Regions from separate parts of the Mus musculus genome. Here region 1 is linked to region 2. A link is a contact called in ENCODE POLR2A ChIA-PET data. All regions are on one chromosome and are shown on one strand. Each heading gives the region's core, a stretch centred on a gene start or an enhancer-like site at or near the end of the contact. The rest is flanking DNA. Distances are from core to core; before and after follow the strand shown. Region 1 overlaps Ccdc12 (coiled-coil domain containing 12). Region 2 holds the start of Ptpn23 (protein tyrosine phosphatase, non-receptor type 23).

Evidence for each region. ChIA-PET counts read pairs that join two places held with the same protein, here RNA polymerase II (POLR2A).
Region 1: POLR2A ChIA-PET joins it to region 2 with 22 read pairs in Patski. The contact joins the enhancer-like site here to the promoter of Ptpn23 in region 2. POLR2A ChIA-PET finds 5 or more read pairs at or near these places in 2 of 5 experiments (Patski and embryonic stem cell).

The regions. Positions count from the first base shown.
Region 1 is chr9:110,680,994-110,688,006 of GRCm38, forward strand. All of the region lies in intron 1 of Ccdc12 (coiled-coil domain containing 12), which reads left to right. Among named protein-coding and RNA genes, the nearest start is that of Gm35715, 9.3 kb to the left of the region's middle. Within about 2 kb of position 2,563, at least 1 of the 3 ENCODE cell types and tissues checked has a DNase peak (open chromatin) inside an H3K27ac peak, as active enhancers do.
Region 2 is chr9:110,406,235-110,412,312 of GRCm38, forward strand. Ptpn23 (protein tyrosine phosphatase, non-receptor type 23) reads right to left here and starts at 1,976. Exons shown (of 25, transcript NM_001081043.1): 1 at 1,800-1,976. The coding sequence starts at 1,883.

The DNA.
Region 1 (7,013 bases), core at 1,313-3,812, 280 kb after region 2:
CGAAGACTGAACTAGTCCCAAGGAACTCGACACCTCTAATCATCAGGAAGTAGTCTAACAATAGCGTCACCCCCTTTCTTTTCTGTCCTTTTTTCTCTTCTATTTAGTGTTGGGGGTTGAAATGGTTGGAAAAAGTGTGGAGAAGGGTGGAAGAAAGAAGAACCCAAAAAGTAGCCAAAGACCAGCTACACCTTCCCCGGGAAGCTGGCACACTAGAAGTCTTGCACCTTGCAGCCTCCTCGGGGCTCTGTGATGGGCTTTCTAGCACCTAGGCTGAGAGTGGGTGAGGAAGTCTTGGCAGTCAGGAGTTCTGCTTTGCTGCTGAGGCAGCTTTTCCCCTCCAAGAAAAGAGGGAAGTGAGGCCAGGTGGGAAGGAGGGGGAAATGACCTCACCGTTTAGCATCTTAGCTGAAAATGCTCAGTGAATAATGAGCCCTGCATAACAGAGGTGTCTCTACTAATTTAGGGGACCAGGCTTGCTGTGTCTGTTGTGTCTGCTGCTGTGTATAGTCAGATTACAAAGGGATGCTGGTGTGTGCCGGCCTCAGCCAGCCCTGTCTGGGCCCTGCAATGCTGGGGTTGGGGGTGTCCTAAGACACTGACTAGGCTTTTGAGGTCTGCTTCCCAGTCAGGGTCGGAAACAGTTCAGGGTTAGCATGGCCAAGACAATAAGTCCCTTGAGTGTGGATTTGCTGGTTGCTTTTGTTTGTTGGTAATTTTTTTTTCTTTTTTTTTTTGTTTGGTTTTTTGAGTCAGGGTTTCTCTGTGTAGCCCTGGCTGTCCTGGAACTCACTCTGTAGACCAGGCTGGCCTCGAACTCAGAAATCTGCCTGCCTCTGCCTCCCGAGTGCTGGAATTAAAGGCATGTGCCACCACGCCTGGCTGTTGGTAAATTTTTGACAATGGAAGTAAAATGGAAAGATATTGCACACAGTTGTGCTGGGCAGCTCCACCCCATCAAGTCTTTAGCCGTGTCTAAGTGTAGTGTTGCCATGGTAGCAACCTTGGCTCTGTAGTTAGTGTGGGACTCAGCTGTGCCCTCACATTCTGTTTCACTGAGCAGCTGGCCCTCTAGATGATGCCCAGCATCACAGTTCCAATTATCCCTTGCGACGAGCGCTGAGCGCTGTTCGCTGTTCTGAATACCTCTGCCTGAATTGTTCTGGTTGCTTCGACTTTCTGAACTGGAGTTTCTGGCCCAGAAATGGTTGTGTTTGGGGCTTTTGACAGTTGGCTTATATGACTCTAGAATGGTATCAGAAGCCCTTTCAACCCCGTGGTGTGTCGTAAAAGTGCTTTAGAGTCTAACAGAGAGGCCAGACATGCTTGGCATCTGTGAGTTCAAGGCCATTTGTAGTCTGTATCTAGAGCTCCAGGTCAGTCAGGGAGAGAGAGAGACAGACAGACTGACTGAGACTAGCTGTGTGCCATGTCAGGGCAAGAATTGGACCAGAGCAAGGAGCAGGCATTCAGAGAGGAGCAGCTTGAAGGCCACCCTTCCCCCTCCCCCACTGGGGTTCTGTCAGCCCCAGGCCGTGTGACTCTGGATGAGTTACTTAATTACGCTGTGCCTCTGATTTGCTCATCTACGAAAACAGGAAGGAATGCTGACCTTATAAAATGTTTGCAGTGGTTAATTGGATAAACTTGATCTTGTTCAGTAATATCAGTATTACTCAATTTAAGTAAGTTGCTTATATAATGTTATCACTCACAAGTGGGAAAAGCAGGACAGAAGTGAATGTTTGCGTCCAACTCCCGAAAGAGCTCACCTAGTCATTGGGACCCTAGTGTGATTGATGCTCTTTTGTTTTATTGACCCTACTTACATTTTATCTCTCCTGTTCTCTCCAAAAGTAGGCAAGATTGAGCTGGGATGTGGCTCAGTTGGTAGAGTCTGTTGTGCTTCCAGTAATTCAACTGGCTGTCAGCTCTCTTGAGTTTTTTTTGTTTGTTTTGGTTTTTTTTTTTTTTTTTTTTTTTTTTTTTTTTTTTTTTTTTTTTTTGGTTTTTTTCAAGACAAGGTTTCTCTGTATAGCCCTGGCTGTCCTGGAACTCACTTTGTAGACCAGGCTGGCCTCGAATTCAGAAATCCACCTGCCTCTGCCTCCCAAGTGCTGGGATTAAAGGCATGTGCCACCATGCCCGGCCGCTCTCTTGAGTTTTATTGAACCAAGGTGCTGGGTGGGTGGTGGTGACTCCCTAGGAAAAATAGCACAAGAGTCAGGTATGAGCCTGGCCCATCACTGTTGGGCAGCAGGATTTGAACCTTGGCCAGGATTCCAGTAAGCATTCCCATAGTAGGCATCATGGAGCAGAAGGTGTGCATGGGACAGTGGACCTGGTCCCCTTACTTAAGCCTCAAGTGTCCCTGCTGAAGTACCGCCAGGGCCACCTGTCCCAAAAAGGGTCCTGCAGTTTGCTTGCAACCCCAACATGGGTGCGGATTGGTATAAGGTTTTCCTTGTCCTCACCTCAGTCCAAGCCTGAGGTGTAGGCTTCCTGTATGCCTCAGGGCTTCCTGTAAGGAGAAGCCCGTCAGGAGTTTGGGAGTTCAGAGCCTCAGTTCTGGGCTGCCCAGGTGAAATGGTCTAGTCTGGCTCCCTGGAAAGGGAAAGGGGGCTGTGGTTTGTGCTGTGCCCTCTGCCTAACCTTCCAGTTGGTTATTTCCTGCTGCTGCTGGGGAGGGTGAAGTCCTGGGCACTGGAAAGGACGTGTGCTCACCCATCTGTACCAGTTGTTCCCTGTTCTGCCCTCCCTCTGCCCCCTGCCCCTCCCATTCATTCTTTAACAGGCAGGACAAGGGAGGTGTACTTTAGAGACTCTCCCCAGCCACCTAGAGAGCCACTGCCTCTTGTCATGCTGTCAATACCATCCCTTCCTTGTTCTGGGTCTGTGTGCCATTGCCCCCTTCCAACCTTGCCCTCTAAGAATCCAAAAGCATTCTGGGCTTTTCTCCAGAAAGCTGTACCCTCTCAAACCTGGTATGTGTGTGTGTGTGTGGGGGGGGGGGGGGCGTTGCCCCTCGAGTCTGACCAGGTACCTGGGGTAAGGATCCCCGTCACACTTGAATTCTCAGTGTGTGCTAATGCTTTTTCTCCTTAGCTCCCAGCTTGCAATGCATGCAATTCCTAGCATCAGGGATCTGGCCAATGTCTGTGGACTTATAAAGGAAATATGTGGGAGGGAGGAGTTACCTGCTGCCTCCCTTGCACTTGTGGCAGGATGCCCAGTTGTACTTCTGGAAAGAACAAGAGCTGACTTGGCCTGAGGCCAGTGCCCTATGTTCCTCTACCACACATAGGATATCAGTGATCCCAGGCTCAAAGCCATGGGATGCGGCAGAAGCTGCATCAGCCTGGCATGCTGCTGCCCGGTCTCAGTGGACAGTGGGGCTAGTCCTGCCTTTCTTCTGCAACCAGGAGCCCTCTTTCCTATCGCTGAGGGTATTTTGGCCAGCATGGACCCCTCACAGCCTCTGTACACATCTCAAGCCTCAGCTCTAGTCTGCAAGAAAGCTGCCACACCCTTTCTCTTTGTCCCCATAGCACTGCCACCTCCTTTGTCCAAGGCACCTTCTTTTCCCCGGTGAGTCACTACCAGAGTCTCAGCCTCGCTGCCTCCTCCCAGTCTCTCTGCAGCCTGTCCTGCCTGACTTCAGACCTAATTCCAGCTCCTATTCTGGGCCTTATCTCCGGCTTCCTTGCTGCTTTGCCAGCTGCCAGCCAGGCACTTTGTTTTTTTCTTTCTCTTTCTCTGTCCACAGGCCTCTATAGACTAGCTGTACCCACAGGAGAGCTGTGGCTCCTGCTGTGACCTACTTCTGGCCTGGTGGTCCCCAGCCTGCCATGTCACACTTTGTGAGCTCTGAGTGAGGACCAGAAGACCCATGCCTATGGCTGGTACCCACATGGAGGCCAGAAGGTGTCTGATCCCCTAGACGTGTAGTTTTAAGTGGTTTTGAGCTACCCTGTGGGTGCAGGGAATTGAACTGACGTCCTCTTGAAGAACAGCCAGCGCTCTTCTCTGCTGAGCCACCTCCCCATCCCTTCGAAGGCATCGTCTAACATGCCCTAACATTGTCTCATGCCCTTGATGAAGCAGGCATTAGGACATACAGTGTTCTTCTGTTCAGAGGTTTGCTGAGAGCATCACAGAAGACCCATGGGAATGAAAGCCCCCTGTGACCTCTGTAGGTGCCAGCTGTTAGGACTGCAGCCCTGTGCCCAATCTACAGTCCTCTCCTCCTTGCTCTTCTGGGAGCTACCTGCCCACCCAAGCTGCAGGTTTTCCCTTCCGCCCCCATCATTTCCGTCTTGTAATACTTTGATGATGTCACCATGATTGTCCTTGTTCTCAGAGATGAGGAAACCACAGCCAGACTTGCCCAGGGCCACACAGTCAGCGCAGCCTGGTTTCCCACTGGGTTGTCAGCTGGAGCGCACACTCTATGCGGAGCAGGTGTCGGGCCTGAGGGTATAGACTAGCAAGACAGGTGTCTTCCCAAGAACGCACAGGCTGTTGCTATTGTCAGAGTGGACCCTCAGACAGGGTCCTCGAAGCAGCTAGGATTTGCATTTGGAGACCCAGAGAGGGAAGCACAACAGACAGTCCAGTGCCTAGAGAAGTCAGCGTCTGTTGTGATCACCGTCTTGTCTCCCCCAGCCTCTGGGCAGTAAAGAGCCCGCAGTTTCTGGTCCCAAGCACAGTGTTGTTCCATCCAGAGCTTATCATTCCATCTTCAGGGTGAGTCAGACACCAGTGGCTGCCCTTCCCTACTAAATGCCCTTGTAACCCAGCTCCCAGGGGCCACCGCACCCAACAGGAAGTTCCTCCACCCCAGCATGAGGTGGCCCTGGCTCTAAGGACAGGCAGCAGGGTCCTGTTGTGAGACCTACCAGGCTTGCCCCAGCATTGCCAGCTTCTTCCTGCCCCTGCCTTGGGCACTGCATGGCCATCTGTCACTCTTTTTCTTTCCTGTGACATTGACTTTGCGTTAGAACCACTGTCCTCTTAGGGAACTACATGGTGCGGGGTGGGGTGGAGTGGGGGTTGGGGAGTTTAAGGGTCGTTTGCATGGGAAGGGAAGGATTTTGAAGCCTTGTTTTTTAATGTCTTTCAGAATTTACTTTTTTTGGGGTGGGGTGGGGGCTTGGTATGTGCATGCTACTACGTGTATGTGGAGGCCGGAGGGCACCTTGCAGGGACTTGTTCCTTCCTTCCACCAAACATTAAACTCAGGACACCAGGCTTGCCCATAAGCACCTTTACCCACTAAGCCATTTTCCTGGCTCAAGACCTTGTTTTTCTTGATTGATACACAGAGGGCCCACTCCTATGGAAATGTGGGCTGGCTGTCTGTGCATTGAGAAGTGATCCATACTGTCAGCTCTTGCTGGGTCTCCAGCTTCCTCGGGATAGTTTAAGGGTGACAAGACTTCCCATCAGCAGCTGGCATGCCTCTCTCCTAACCATCCCTTAACTCCCTCCTGGAAGTAAAAGCCCCAGGCTTCAAAAAGCTGAGTTCGTGGGACATCTCAGGATGAGAGACGACCTTATTCCCTGACCACTCAATTTAGATCCTTCATCTTTGGGGCACTTGGCCCTGGGCACACTTCCTTTAACCTTAATCACCCTTCAAACCCATACCCACAAGTAGCAGCAGGTTGGGGCAAGTCCAGGCTGGGAGCAGAGATCTCACCTGACTCTGGTGTCCTCTTCCCACAGAGCTGTCAGTGTAGGCAGCACTAGAGGAAGACCTGTCACCCCTTCCTGACCTTCTTAGGCTCCAGCAGGGCCAGCCGTGTGAGTCTGCCCTATAGGTCATGCTGCATTTAGCCAAGCAGTCACTGCTTCCAGGAATGCTCTCTTTAACCATTTGGTATTCTGCCCATGCGACATCTCGAATTGAGTTGAGGGGCTGCCTCCCTCTCTGATTGCCAGTTTCCCAGATGTGCAAAACCCAGCAAAGCCTCCTCACCAGCTATGTTCCTTTGAGTGCACTGGGGATCCTCGAAGTGTAGCCTTTTTTTCCTTCATCCGTGAGTTCAAGACAGACAGAGCAAACCCAAGGAGCTGGGGGTGCAGAGATTGGCTCTGTCTTAGTAACCTGGGAAAAGGGTCAGCAAGAGAAAGTGCAGTGGTTTTCCCTCTCCTTTCCTCTCTTCTGTGTGTCTGGTTGAGGATTGAAGCCCAGGTGGTGGCTCTGCATTCAGACAGCCATGTGGACAGGGTACCAGTGCTCAGGCTAGTGAAGGCGCCTTCCAGGAGGGGCGCTGAGGAGCCGTGCTGCTGTTAAAGTCAATGCCAAGGATGAGGAGCTCAGGTAGAGACATCCCCAGAGCTCAGTAGAGCTCTAGATAACAAGGAGAAGGAAGCCATCAGAGCAAGGTGGCAGAAGCCTCTGATCCCAGCGCCCGCAATTACACTTGAGCTACAGCATTCCTGACCCTGCTGTCCCCCTCCCCACCCCACACCCCGGAGACAGGCAGGGATGGGTAAGATATAGTTACTGACATCTGTTACATCACCACACGTCTCAGAGGTGCTAAAGGGGTGGGGGTTATTATAGGCTATTTTATGCCAGCAAATTAAGTAATTTAGATAAAATGTATGGTGGGTTTTGTTTTTTGACTCATGGAGAAATAAGCAGTAGGGAGAGGGATCATTCAGTAAATTGCTTGCTACTCAAGCACAGAGACCTTAGTTCAATCCACAGCACCCATGTAAAAAGCCAGACGTGGGCCAGCAAACTGCTCCGTGGGGAAAAGTCAGTTGTGCCACCAGCCTGATTATTTACTTGAATTCGATCCCTGGGACTCAGATGGTTAAAGGAAAGAAGAAAGTCCCAAAAGTTTTCTTCTGCATATATGTGCACCCAGTAAATAAATAAATATAATTAGTACTGATAAATAAAGCTAAAAAGCCAGGCATGCTCTTGTGTGCCTATAATCTCAGTGCTGAGGAAGCAAAGACAGTTGGCTACTTGAGCTCACTGGCTAGCTAGCCTGGCG
Region 2 (6,078 bases), core at 726-3,225:
GAAAGTTGAATGGAACCAATTCACAGAGATTACAGAATGGCCCTATTGCCTCTCTGTGGGGCAAACATGAGAGCTCTTTTAAGTAGACCAGTGATTCTCAACATGTAGGCCTCAGCTCCTTTGGGGTAGCAGATCAGATAGCCTGCATATCAGATATTTACACTAAGATTCCTAGCTAGCAAAATTAACAGTTCTGAGGTAGCAACCACTGAGGTAATATAATTTCCACAATCAAAAGTACAACATGGAGAAAAGCCTATTAAGGAAAGAAGAAGTAATAATTATGAACAGAATGTAGAATACCTAAATCACAGAAACACAGATCAAACATATAACATATTACAACAGGAGTGAGACAAAAGATCAAAGAATTAGGCTATGTCAGAGAGAATCCTGAATGGGAAACTAAAAATACTGGCTTTACTCTGTAAGACTCTGTATAACCAGGGCCCAATATACTATGTCTTTATCTTCCTCAATTTTGATACATTTTAGAAAAATTCACCTCATAATATTAAACAGAAGATGGTAGCCAGGTGGTGGGCGGTGGTGGTGTACGCCTTTAATCCCAGCACTTGGGAGGCAGAGGCAGGCGGATCTCTGAGAGGCCTCAAACAAAGTGAGTTCCAGGACAGCCAAACAAACAAACAAACAAAAAAAGAGAAGATGGTAAAGAATTAACAAAAGTCTGTAAATTTAGATCAATTGGCTTACTACGCTGGTCTTACAGGTGGGGAAAGGAGTCTGGGCTGGGGGCATATATCTCTGTGGAAGAGCACCTGCCTAGCTTCTTGTGCCAGGCTCTGTCTGGGTCTGATACTCACAGCTTGGACCACCACCACATCCACACACCCGGCACCTGAATGCACCTCACCCTATCCTCAAGCAAGTAGGGCCTGATCAGAGGAAGTGGTGATATGAAGAGAATCCAGGAGGCAAGTCCATCGGAAACTACTTCCAAACCCATTTTCTTTCTCCTCCTTTCCCTAAATACCACGGAGTGGTAAAGGATTCTAGACTGTCTACTCCAACCGCTGCTGTGCTAAATCCCCAAGACTCCTCCCAGCTCCCCACCTGCCCACTGCTGCTACGGCCCTCTCGGAGGTTACCCAGTTCCACATCACCACACCTGATCTCACCACGGAAACCCCTTGCCTCAGTGAGCTCCAAACGACTGCTCTAGCCAGCACAATGACTCATAGGATGCCAAGAGCCCTAGCGTGATTCAAGCCCTCTAATCATCAACAAGAAACTGTCTTTTTGGTTCAAAGGAACTTTGGAACAGAAATTTTGTCAGGAGACCATAGAGAATTGGAGGGTCAGACATCCAACTGCACACAGACACACACTCAGTCACACACTCTAAGAGCCAGACATTCCTATGGACCACTCGGGCTCCGGTCTTAAACACACATTCTTTCCTAGTCCAGTCTTGAACTGGGAGGCCACCAAGGCCCGGGCCTAGCATGGACTCCGTAGACCCTGGACCGCCATCGCTCCCCGCGGGGGCTCCCTGGACATGGAGGAACAGGGCAGAGCTGGGTCCAGGAGCGTCATCGCAAGGAAGCGCTGAACCTCGGTAGAAACGCGGGTGGTCTGGGACAGAAGTCCGGAAGAGGGTCCCCATAATGATGCACTGCCAGTCGGAGAAAACGATGATGTGCCGGCCGGGGAGGGGTGGGCCATCCTAAGGGAAAACGCCTGGCCCGACCTGTGACGGAACCCGGGGAGGGACAGGCGCGCAGGGGGGGCGTCACGCGCGGGCAGACGACGGAGATGCGCGGCGAAGGTGTGCTCACCTTCTTCACCGCAGACTGGAAGTGAAAGTCACCGGCCTCCTTCAGGTCCAGCCAGATCATGGGCATCCGGGGCACGGCCTCCATCGCGGGTAGCGCCTAGCGGCCCTAGGGCCGCTCCCCTCCCAGGTCCAGCAGCTGCTTCAGCCGCGCGCGCAACCCCGCCCCTCCACGCCGGAAGCTGCTCGTCACGCGGAGTGACGCACTCCCCCCGCAGCCTGTTGGGAGGTGCAGTCCGGCCCCCCCACCCCGGTAGTCTTTTTGCACATGCGCACACCTCTTCGCGCATGCTCGGTCTTCTCGCGCGAAGGGTCTTGGGTGGAGAGACGACCCAATCCACGGTGAAGGGGCTTCTGGGAATAGTGATCTCCTCCACTAAGCTTGAGGCTTTGCTGGGATTTTCTGGTTTGCGTAACGTTCTTCTTCCTCCCGGGGGGGCCCTTCAAAAACTCACCCATGAATTTGTAATTCCCAAATCTTGAGAGCGGTGAAGGATGGGGACTAGTGCTGCATAGAGAACGACTAGTGTGATGTTAGGGAGAGGGGTTGTGAAGACAGCCATGAGCTATGCAAACTGTATGGCGGGATGGAACTCAGGCTAAAAGTGCCAAGGGATTCCTTCTGTCCGCGGTTGAGGGGGCAGGAACACTGCTCCACACCACCACCCTCTGCAGCCTGAGGAGTTCTTGATTTTTAGTAGGATACATTGAACAGCCAAGTTAACACCTAAGAAGACTGCGACTCTGGAAGGAACTATACAGCGACGAGCATTTGTCTCTGGAGACACCTGTGAAACAGGAATTTTAAAGCTGTGTTGTGTGTATTGTTAAATTTTAGACATAAATAATGGAGACACCCCGGAGATTGAGGGAAGAGACTAGGTCATTTCAAGGCTGGACTGGGCAACATAACAATACGTTGTCTCAAACAAATTTTAAAAATAAGGAAACGGAGAAAGTAGTGAGTGACCTTTTGTAGTCTTCTAGGAGACCGGTGATTGTGGCTTTGGGTGAAAAAGGCTTTAAAAAAAAAAGTGGGTAGATAATGCACTTTGAGGAACATCTGAGAACTATTTTGAAAAAAAAGTATCCTAAGTTGGGGTGGGTACATGTTAGGGAATGAGATCAAAGTTGATTTCCAAGTTTCTGCCTGGTTTAGGTGGATAGCTGACAGGCTGTTACCTGACATGAGGAAATTGGGAGGAACATGTAGAAGGGAGCGCAAGACTTCAGGTCTAGTTTGTGTGAAGATGAGGACAGATGCATTTAGAGGCAATGTAGAGCCCGAGAATAAAGACTCTGGATTCACAAGACGGGTTTCCCCGACCCAGGTAGGGCCCACGTCCTCTTTGTAGAAGTAACAGACATTTCCATACTAAAAGTATGTTAGGGTCTAGAGAGGTGGGTTGGTTGTTAAGAACACTGGCTGCTCTTCCAGAGGACCTGGCTTTGATTTTCAGCATCTACATGGCAGTTCCCAGCAGTCTATAACTCCAGTTCCAGACCTTTAGTCTTCTTCTGGGTTCTGTGGGCACTGCACACATGTGGTACACAGACATACATATGTGCCAAGCAAAACTCCTATACACATACAATAATTTTTAAAATGAAGTTTAGCCAGGCGGTGGTGGCGCATGCCTTTAATCCCAGCACTTGGGAGGCAGAGGCAGGTGGATTTCTGAGTTCGAGGCCAGCCTGGTCTACAGAGTGAGTTCCAGGACAGCCAGGGCTACACAGAGAAACCTTGTCTTTAAAAAAACAAAACAAAACACAAAAAAATGAAGTTTAAAGAGTATGTTAAGCTGGGGGGATGATTTGGAAGCTAAGGTGTTGCCACACAAACACGGGAACAATCTTGGGAATCAACCTAAAGATAGGAGGATTGAAAACTGGCTGGACAGAGTTGTACACCACGGCCTGTGTGTGCCCCCCCCCCAATTCATTATGCAGAGACACGATAAAGCTAATTTTTGAGAGTCGGAAGCCAGCTAGTGCAGCTGTCCGTTCTGTGTCTCTGCTTTCTGGATGCTCTGAGGCGAACTCGGCCATCAAGGTCCTCCCTACGATAACCCTTGAAGCTATGAGGCAAAATGCCTTTTAATTTTGAGGTATTTTTGTCACGGCAATTGATTTGAGAACAAAAGGAGTTGTTTGTGGGAAGAGTTTCATTATGAATTATAACCCTCTGAAGATGGATGGTGGGGGGAGGGGTGGTACAATAGCTAGTGTACCTAAAAGCTGTCGCCTTCAAATGGTTAAAATTGTAAGGATTACATTAGATATGCTTTACTGCAAGACTAAGGTGTGTGTGCGCGCGCACAAGATCTTTCACTAAGCTATCCGGGGGGGGGGGGGGGGTAGCACACTCATTTAATCACAGCATGTGAGAAGTGACCCCCAAGTGAGAAGGCAAGCCCCACCTAGACTATGTATTAAGTTCCAGGCCAGCTTGGGCTTCTTTAGAACCTGCCCCTATACCAACATTACAGACACCATTTCTGCAAAACTCAGGAACAACAGGTGAGTCCCAGCTGAGGGGAAGCCCTGCTGAGCAAAGAGAAGCAACAGCTTAGATCCCAAAAATGAGGCCAGGAAGGGATCAATGTGAGCTAGAACAGGGAGGGGGTAGGGGGTAGTAGGAAGTCTTGGTTTTTGTTTTTTGTTGTTTTGTGGGTTTTTTTTGTTTTTGTTTTTGTTTTTGTTGTTCTTTCTTTAATTTTTTTACTTTTCTTTCTTCTTCTTCTTCTTTCTTCTTCTTTCTTCTTCTTCTTCTTCTTCTTCTTCTTCTTTCTTCTTCTTCTTTCTTCTTCTTTCTTCTTCTTCTTCTTCTTCTTCTTCTTCTTCTTCTTCTTCCTTCTTCTTCTTCTTCTTCTTCTTCTTCTTCTTCTTCTTCTTCTTCTTCTTCTTCTTCTTCTTCTTTCTTTCTTCTTTCTTCTTCTTCTCCTCCTCCTCCTCCTCCTCCTCCTTCTTCTTCTTTTTCTTCTTTTTTGGAAGTCTTAATTCTTGTAGACAGACCATGTAACAAAGGGGCATTCCAGAGGGTGGCACTGCAGGGAAAGCTCTAGGATTCAGAACAGCCAAGTAGCCGCCTCTGCATCTTGAGCATCCTATCCCTATTGGCTGCCCTCCCCTGAGCCTCACTACTTATTTGGCAGTGCCAGAGCTTGAACCTAGTGTGTTGTGTGTTAGGCAAGCACTCTCACCACTGAGCCCCATCTCTAGCCCCCCTCTCCTCTGTAGAATGGATAAATTCCCAGTGGATTCATTCCCAGCCCCAAATGGTACTTCTCAAGTCAAATTACTGCAAACACAGATGTGAGTTCTGGGGTATCTATACAGTTGCTATAACAGAGTACAATAGACTAGATGAGCCAGCTAGCAGGAATTTAAGGCTGGGAACGAGGCCCAAGTGTAGCATACTTCCCTAGCAAACGTGAAGCCCTGAGCTCAACGCTCAGTTACAGTAATTGGTATGAAAGTGTCAGAGAGCAAAAGATCCATCATAGATGTCAAATGCTGATGCCGGTGGTGGGATGGGCCGGGGAAGGTGAAGGGGTAGAAGGGATGCCCCATCTCATCCTCCCCTCCCACTTACCCATTTCCCCAGCAAAGCAGGAAGTTAGAGGTAACATAGGCTCCCATGGTTCAAGGGAAGAGTCAGTCCCATCACCAGGGGGCAGCAAACACCACATTAAGCCAGGTCAGCTTGTCCTCTCAGGACCTTTCCTTCCAGTAAGCTGCATGGCCCCTTAAAGACACACTGAAAGCCTTCCTCCTGTTACCAATGTGGAAACTTGTGTCTGGGTTTTGGGAGTTGACCACCCAAACTGCCCCCAGCAAGTGAATGTAAGAGTCCAGGATGGAGGTGGGTCATTTATTCAGCCTACTTTACTTGCCCCCCCCCCCACACACACACACCAGGATCCCACAAAATGTTTTAGGTGCTGTTGAACGAAACAGGTGAACATCTCTGCCCTCAAGAAAGACGACATTTGCCGGGCAGTGGTGGCGCACACCTTTAATCCCAGAACTCGAGAGGCAGAGGCAGGCGGATTTCTGAGTTCGAGGCCAGCCTGGTCTACAAAGTGAGTTCCAGGACAGCCAGGGCTATACAGAGAAACCCTGTCTCAAAAAAAAAAAAAAAAAAAAAAAAGAAAGAAAGAAAGAAAGAAAGACGACATTTTAAAAAAATGAGCCCAAGATATGACACAAAGCAGAGACTCATCATTTGGAAGGCTGAGGTTTGAGGCCAGCTTGGGCTACTTAGGAAACCCTATCTCAAA